Regions from separate parts of the Homo sapiens genome. Here regions 2 and 3 are each linked to region 1. A link is an interaction called in ENCODE POLR2A ChIA-PET data of the cell type or tissue named here. Cell type or tissue: PC-9. All regions are shown on one strand. Region 1 overlaps RYR1 (ryanodine receptor 1). Region 2 has its middle 4.8 kb from the start of CAPN12. Region 3 overlaps AKT2 (AKT serine/threonine kinase 2).

Region 1 (2,500 bases):
GCGTTAGGAGGGTTCCCAACGTCGGGTGTTCCTGACCAAAGAATGACTCCTGGGACCCTGAGTGGCTGTGACCCTAGGGTATCTTCTTATCCACACAAGGCTCCTTATCCCCCTAGACATCTTATTAGTATTATTATTACTATTTTTTTTTAAATAGCTGGGATTGGGTGTGGTGGCTCACGCCTGTACTCCCAACACTTTGAGAAGCCAAGGCTGGTGGATCACTGGAGCCCAGAGTTTGAGACCAGCCTGGGCAATATAGTGAGATCCTCTCTCTACAGAAAATTTAAAAATTAGCTGGGGCTGGGCGTGCTGGCTTACGCCTGTAGTCCCAGCACTTTGGGAGGCCGAGGCAGGCAGATCACTTGAGGTCAGGAGTTCAAGACAAACCTGGCACTGGGCATGGCAGCAGGTGCCTGTAATCCCAGCTACTCAGGAGGCTGAGGCAGGAGAATGGCTTGAATCCAGGAGGTGGAGGCTGCAGTGAGCCAAGATCGCACCACTGCACTCCAGCCTGGGCGACAGAATGAGAATCCATCTCAACAACAACAACAACAAAAACACAAAAAATTAGCCAGGCAGACAGGCACAGTGGCTCAGGCCTATAATCCCAGCACTTTGGGAGGCGGAGGCAGAGGTTTGCTTGAGCTCAAACGTTTAAGACCAGCTTGGGCAACTTTTGTAGAGACGGTGAAACCCTGTCTCTACAAACAATACAAAAATTAGCCAGGCGTGGTGGTGCACACCTGTAGTCCCAGCCACTCAACAAGCTGCGGTGGGAGGATGGCTTGAGCCCAGGAGGCAGAGGTTTCAGTGAGCTGCATGTGCACCACTGCACTCCAGCGTGGATAACAGAGCGAGACCCTGTCTCTAACAAAAAACAGAGAGTGGCCAGGTGCGGTGGCTCAGGCCTGTAATCCCAGCACTTTGGGTTGGGAGGCCGAGGTGGGTGGATCACTTGAGGCCAGGAGTTAGAGACCAGCCTGGCCATCATGGTGAAACCCATCTCTACTAAAAATACAAAAATTAGCTGGGTGTGGTGACCCACGCCTGTGGTCCCAGCTACTTTGGAGGCTAAGGCAGGAGAATCGCTTGAACCCGGGAGGCGGAGGTTGCAGTGAGCTGAGATTGCAACACTGCACTCCAGCCTGGGCAACAGACTAAGACTCCATCTCAAAAAAAAAAAAAAAAAAATTAGCTGGGTGTGGTTACCCACACCTGTGGTCTCAGCTACTTGGCAGGCTTAGCCTCCTTCACTTGAACCTGAGAGGCGGAGGTTGCAGTGAGCTGAGATTGCGCCATAGCATTCCAGCCTGGGTGACAAGTGTGAAACTCCATCTCAAAAAAAAAAAAAAAAAAAGACAGAGGAAGAGATGATGGAGTCTCGCTATGTTGCCCAGACTGGTCTTCAACTCCTGACCTCAAGTGATGCTCCTGCCTCAGCCCCCCAAAGCACTGGGGATACAGGCATGAGCCACCACACCCGGCCCAGAACATCCTTTGGCTCCCTCAGTGTGCCCTTAGATTGCCAGATTATTTCCTTCTGGAGGGGGCTCTCATCTCCCCGCAGGATGCCTTCTCACCCGGAATGCCCTGATCCTCCATGTACTCCCCAAACAGAGCTGGCACCCGACCCCCAGGGCACAGCTGACTCTCGAGTGGCCCCTACCCTCCAGAGTGCTCCTCGTGTGTCCCTGCCTTCCCCCTGACCCCTGGCCCTGTGTGCCCACAGTCCTTCCTGTACCTGGGCTGGTATATGGTGATGTCCCTCTTGGGACACTACAACAACTTCTTCTTTGCTGCCCATCTCCTGGACATCGCCATGGGGGTCAAGACGCTGCGCACCATCCTGTCCTCTGTCACCCACAATGGGAAACAGGTGTGGGGAGGACCTGGCTGTGGGGCGTGGGCCAGCAGGGACCAGCGTGGCAGTGGGTGGTGAAGGGATAAGGGCCGGGCAGCTGGGCTGAGGAGGGGCAAGGCCAGGTGCGCTGAGCCGGGGGTGTGTGGGGCAGCAAGGTAGAGCCACAGGGACTGAACCGGGGCCAGGACCCAGCATGGGCAGGGTGGGGGGAGGGCAAGCCCAGGGCGGAGCTGACCTGGCCCCATCCTGCCCCCAGCTGGTGATGACCGTGGGCCTTCTGGCGGTGGTCGTCTACCTGTACACCGTGGTGGCCTTCAACTTCTTCCGCAAGTTCTACAACAAGAGCGAGGATGAGGATGAACCTGACATGAAGTGTGATGACATGATGACGGTGAGCCCCTCCCCTAGCACTCTGGGACCCTTCCTTCTCGCATCTGTTGAAGGAGTTAATAATGGTACCTCCAGGCCGGGCGTGGTGCCTCCAGCCTGCAATCCCAGTGCGTCGGGAGGCCGAGGCGGGACGATTACTTGAGTCCAGGAGTTGGAAACCAGCCTGGGCAACAAAGCAAAAATCCTGTCTCTATAAAAAAAAATTTAAACGTTAGCTGGGTGTTGTGTTGTGTGCCTGGAGGCTAA
Region 2 (2,500 bases), 170 kb after region 1:
CTGAGACAGGGTCTGACTCTGTTGCCCAGGCTGGAGTGCAGTGGCACAATCTTGGCTCACTGCAGCCTTGACCTCCCGGGCTCAAGCAATCCTCCTGCCTCAGCTTCCTGAGTAGCTGGGACCACAGGCTTGTGCCACCATACCCAGCAAATTTTTAGACTTTTTGGTGGAATGGAGTCTCACTTTGTTGCCAGGGCTGGTCTTGAATCCCTGAGCTCAAGCAAACTTCCCATGTCAGCTTCCCAAAGTGCTAGGATTATAGGCCTGACCCACTGCACCTGGCCAGATGTACAACTTTCAAACCACTGAAGTAGCTTAAAATGAAAGGAAAAGAAAATGTAATCTATTTGGCAATGGTCGAAAAGCAAAGGAAAATGCAGCGAATCATAGAAAATAAAAGCAAAAAGCATCACACAATGACCTAAATAAAACCAAGCATATCAGTTATAACAACATTATGCAAATGTGTGAAACGTACTTGGGAACATCAACAAACAAAATTCAACTGTTTAGCTTTCAAAACACTTTCCAAAGATAACACCACCAAGTTTTAAAATAAAAGGATTAGAAATAGCTATCAGTCAAAAGCAGATACACAAAAATCAGGGCAAATCTGATATTAGAGAAAACCGGATTTAAAGCAGATAGCATTACTTTGGACAAAAGGAGTTATTTTCTATTGATAAAGTGTATGATCCAGAATGAAAAGTGATTGGATGGGTGCAGTGGCTCATGCCTGCAATCCCAGCACTTTGGAAGGCTGAGGCAGGTGGATCACTTGAGGTCGGCAGTTTGAGACCAGCCTGGCCGACATGGTGAAACCCCGTCTCTATTAAAAATACAAAAATTAGCTGGGCATAGTGGTGCATGCCTGTAATCTCAGCTACTCGGGAGGCTAAGGCTCAAGAATCACTTGAACCCAGGAGGTGGAGGTTGCAGTGAGCCCAGATTGTGCCAGTGCACTCCAGCCTGGGTGACAGGACAAGACTCTGTCTAAAAAAAAAAAAAAAAAGGCTGGGAGCGATGGCTCACGCCTGTAATCTCAGCAGTTTGGGAGGCCCAGGCAGACGGATTACTCAAGGTCAGGAGTTCAAAACTAGCCTGGCCAACATGGTGAAACCTGGCTCCACTAAAAATACAAAAAGCCAGGTGTGGTGTGTGCCTGTAATCCCAGCTACTCACGAGGCTGAGGCAGGAGAATCACTTGAACCTGGGAGGCAGAGGTTGCAGTGAGACACTGCACTCCAGCCTGGGTGACAGTGTGAGACTCCATCTCAAAAAAAAAAAAAAGTGATCATTTATTACACTATTAGAAACAAAAGGAAAAATACACAGAAACACAGTAGTGGTCATGGGTAATTTGAAACCACCATTATTCTTCAAATATCAAGTCTTTTAAAATGTGATATTTTGAATAATAGAATACAGTGAATTTAATATATATGCACACTCATTACATCTATATACACTCATGATTTTCAAGCATATATCAAACATTTGCAAAGACTCAATTTAAAAAATAAAAGGCCGAGCACGGTGGCTCACGTCTGTAATCCCAGCACTTTGGGAAGCCGAAGCGGGCAGATCACCTGAGGTCAGGAGTTCGAGACCAGCCTGGCTAACATGGTGAAACCCCGTTTCTACTAAAAATACAAAAATTAGCCGGGCATGGTGGCAGGCACCTGTAGTCCCAGCTACTTGGGAGGCTGATACAGGAGAATCACTTGAACTTAGGAGGCAGAGGTTGCAGTGAGCCGAGATCGCACCACTACACTCCAGCCTGGGCAACAGAACAAGACTCTGTCTCAAAAATAAAAAGGCTGGGTGAGGTGGCTCACGCCTGTAATCCCAGCACTTTGGCAGGCTGAGGTGGGCGGATCACAAGGTCAGGAGATCCAGACAATCCTGGCTAACACAGTGAAACCCCATCTCTACTAAAAATACAAAAATTAGCTGGGCATGGTGGCGTGTGCCTGTAGTCCCAGCTGCTGGGGAGACTGAGGCAGGAGAATGGTGTGAACCCAGGAGGCGGAGCTTGCAGTGAGCCAAGATTGCGCCACTGCACTCCAGACTGGGCAACAGAGCGAGACTCCATCTCAAAAAAAAGAAAAAAGAAAAGCGCCTCTGAGACCAGCTGAATAACATCAAGCAAACAAACATATGTATAATAGGACTCTGGGGAAAGGAGAGGAAGGAGAAAAATTTTTGAAGCATTAATGGCTGGAAACTTTTCAAACTTGGTGTAAACGTTAATTTACACAAACTCCAAGAAGTATAAATACAAAGAGAGCCATATCTAGATTCATCGTAGTAAATGTCAGGCCTTTGAGCTTAAGCTAAGCTATCATTATCTTTTGTGACTTGCACATACACATCTAGATGGCCGGTTCCTGCCTTAACTGATGACATTCCACCACAAAAGAAGAACCCCTCAACCCCTTCTCCTTCACCGTTAGTGGCAAGTCCCGCTTTTCTGGGGGAGGGGCAAGTACCCCAACCC
Region 3 (2,500 bases), 1.7 Mb after region 1:
ACAGAGACAGGAATAGAGCTGGGAGAGGCCTGAAGGTCAGGTTGGGATGTGGCACTTATGAGGACCTTGAAGACACTTGGGGAGATGTGTCCAAGGAGCAGCCTGGGACAGGCTGGGAGTTCTAGTGAGACACTGAGGTTGGGAACAGATGTGTCAGGGTCACCAGCACATGTGGAGAGCAATCAGGAAAAGGCTTCATGCAGAGCAGCGTGGGACGGGGACTGGGTTCCACAGCATGGCAGGAGAGGATAGTGGTCTGAGCTAAGGCACTGGCAGTGGAGATGGGGGTGCCTCTGTAATGTTCTTAGCAGGCAGAACAACAGGACATGGTGACCCATCAGGTCAGCAAGGAAGGAAGGCGGCAGAAAGGGGCAGCGATGTGGACAGGACCATATTCTCCAAGGCTCAGTCAAGAGCTTGGGGCTTGTGAAACTTCACTGCCAGGGTCTGGCTGGAAGACATCCCTTTGGGTATTACAGAGGGACAGAGGACGCGAGGCCAGCCCTGTGACCAGCTGAGTGGGAAGCTGTGACCCCTCTACGTCCGAGGGACAGAGGATGGAGGCTGTTACCAAAGCACAGGATGGGAGGCACCTGCCACCAGTTGGGGACTCCAAGGCCTGGCTGACAGAAGCTGGAACCACAAGGAGGCGATGCATGGGGCTGGGTGTGGGCAAATGCCCTGGCTTCTCCCTCCCTCCCACTCTGCATCTCCCCGCAGGACAGCCCCGCCTGGCCAGCTAACAAGGAGGGAGAGCAGGGGAAGGGTGAAAACAGATCCAAGGGCAAGCAGGCCCAGGACAGGCCCATGGCTCAATGACCAAGTCCCACAAGCCCCTAAGACGTGCCAGCCATCCTGTGAGCACCAGAACACTGACCCACTCATCCCAAGACACACCTGCTACGGAGAAGTTGTTTAAGGGGGGTAGAGTCTGATCAGGGGCCTCGGGCCTCTCCTTGTACCCAATGAAGGAGCCGTCGCTCTTCAGCAGGAAGTACCGTGGCCTCCAGGTCTTGATGTATTCACCTGAAATGAGGCAGGAAGGGAGGGAGAGAGGTTAGGACAAGGTTGAGTGATGTCCCAGGTAGGCGGCAGGAGGCCCAGTGTGACGGTGACTCACAAGGGGTACCACGGGGCGGGGAGGTGCGGGGGACACACGAGAATGCCTCTCCCAGAGGAGCCCTCCAGGTGGCCCCTGCTGACGCAGGCTGGGGCACTGGGCTGAGCCCGGGTGATCCACAGGTCATGCCTGGCAGGAAGGTGCCAGCAGCAGTGCCCTGGGGCACCAGTTGCCTCAGCGTGTGGCAAGGAGCAAGCTGTCTGTGCCAGCTCCTGGCCTAGTCCCAGGGGAGGCCCAGGCTTCCAAACACACATGCCCTGTGGCCCTGTAAGGCCAAATCCCATGGGCTGGGATTCACCAATACAGCTGTGCAGGTAGCTCCAATGCCAAAACACTTCTGTGCCAGGCAGGGTGGCACTGCTGCCACACCCTCCCAGCGCCCCTTGACTCTTTCCAACTGTTCTTCACCATGAATATCCAAGCACCCTATGCACACAAACACACACACACACACACACACACACACACACACGAACCCACTCATCAGAGAGCTGCTAAGGATTAAAAGGAGATGGTGAAACACATCCACACAAAAACTTACACACAAATGTCCTCAACAGCATTATTCATAACAGCCATCGAGTGGAAACGACCCTAATGTCCATCAACAACGAATGGATAAACAAAATGTAGCAGATTCATACAACGGAAAACTATTCAGTCATAAAAAGAAACGAAGTACTGAGACATGCTGCCATGTGGAGGGACCGTAACTTATGCTAAGTGAAAGAAGCCAGTCACAAAGGACCACGTATCATTATGACTCCATTTATATAAAATGCCCAGAACAGGCAAATCTACAGAGATGAAAAGTAGGGCCCGGCACGGTGGCGCACACCTGTAATCCCGGCACTTTGGGAGGCCGAGGCGAGCGGATCACCTGAGGTCGGGAGTTGGAGACCAGCCTGACCAACATGGAGAAACCCCATCTCTACTAAAAATACAAAATTAGCCAGGCATGGTGGTGCATGCCTATAATCCCACTACTTGGGAGGCTGAGGCAGGAGACTCCTTGAACCTGGGAGGCAGAGGTTGCCGTGAGCCGAGATCACACCATTGCACTCCAGCCTGGGCAACAAGAGCGAAACTCCGTCTCGAAAAAAAAAAAAAAAAAACAAAAAAAAAAACCTGAGTATGGTGATGGATGCACAACTCTGAACATACTAAAACCAACTGAACTGTATGCTTTAAATGGATGAATCATGTAGTACATCAGTTTTACCTCAACATGGCTATTAAACACCAGCACAGTGGCTCCCACCTGTAAAATCCTAGCACTTTGGGAGGCTGAGGCAGGCTTAAGTCTGGAGTTTGAGACGAGCCTGGGCAACATAGTGAGATCTGGTCTCCACAAAAAATGTTTTTTAATTAGCCAGGAGT

What was found. Peaks named below come from ENCODE experiments on the same cell type or tissue, not always from the same donor. Only the 100,000 strongest peaks of a DNase experiment are listed, where the experiment ranks them.
Region 2: POLR2A ChIA-PET joins it to region 1 with 6 read pairs; 2 of 35 experiments call an interaction of 5 or more read pairs at or near these places.
Region 3: POLR2A ChIA-PET joins it to region 1 with 8 read pairs; 1 of 35 experiments calls an interaction of 5 or more read pairs at or near these places.

What each region holds. Positions count from the first base shown.
Region 1 is chr19:38,578,250-38,580,749 of GRCh38, forward strand. RYR1 (ryanodine receptor 1) reads left to right here. Exons shown (of 106, transcript NM_000540.3): 100 at 1,733-1,879; 101 at 2,121-2,255. Among named protein-coding and RNA genes, the nearest start is that of MAP4K1-AS1, 17 kb to the right of the region's middle. RefSeq lists an enhancer at 1,302-1,803. In PC-9, no CTCF peak of the experiment used is centred here; a DNase peak (open chromatin) is centred at 1,252.
Region 2 is chr19:38,748,051-38,750,550 of GRCh38, forward strand. No RefSeq gene overlaps it. Among named protein-coding and RNA genes, the nearest start is that of CAPN12, 4.8 kb to the left of the region's middle. In PC-9, no CTCF peak of the experiment used is centred here; no DNase peak of the experiment used is centred here.
Region 3 is chr19:40,256,029-40,258,528 of GRCh38, forward strand. It overlaps AKT2 (AKT serine/threonine kinase 2), which reads right to left. Exons shown (of 14, transcript NM_001626.6): 3 at 898-1,026. Among named protein-coding and RNA genes, the nearest start is that of MIR641, 25 kb to the right of the region's middle. RefSeq lists an enhancer at 232-974. In PC-9, no CTCF peak of the experiment used is centred here; a DNase peak (open chromatin) is centred at 1,213; H3K27ac peaks cover 1,856 bases.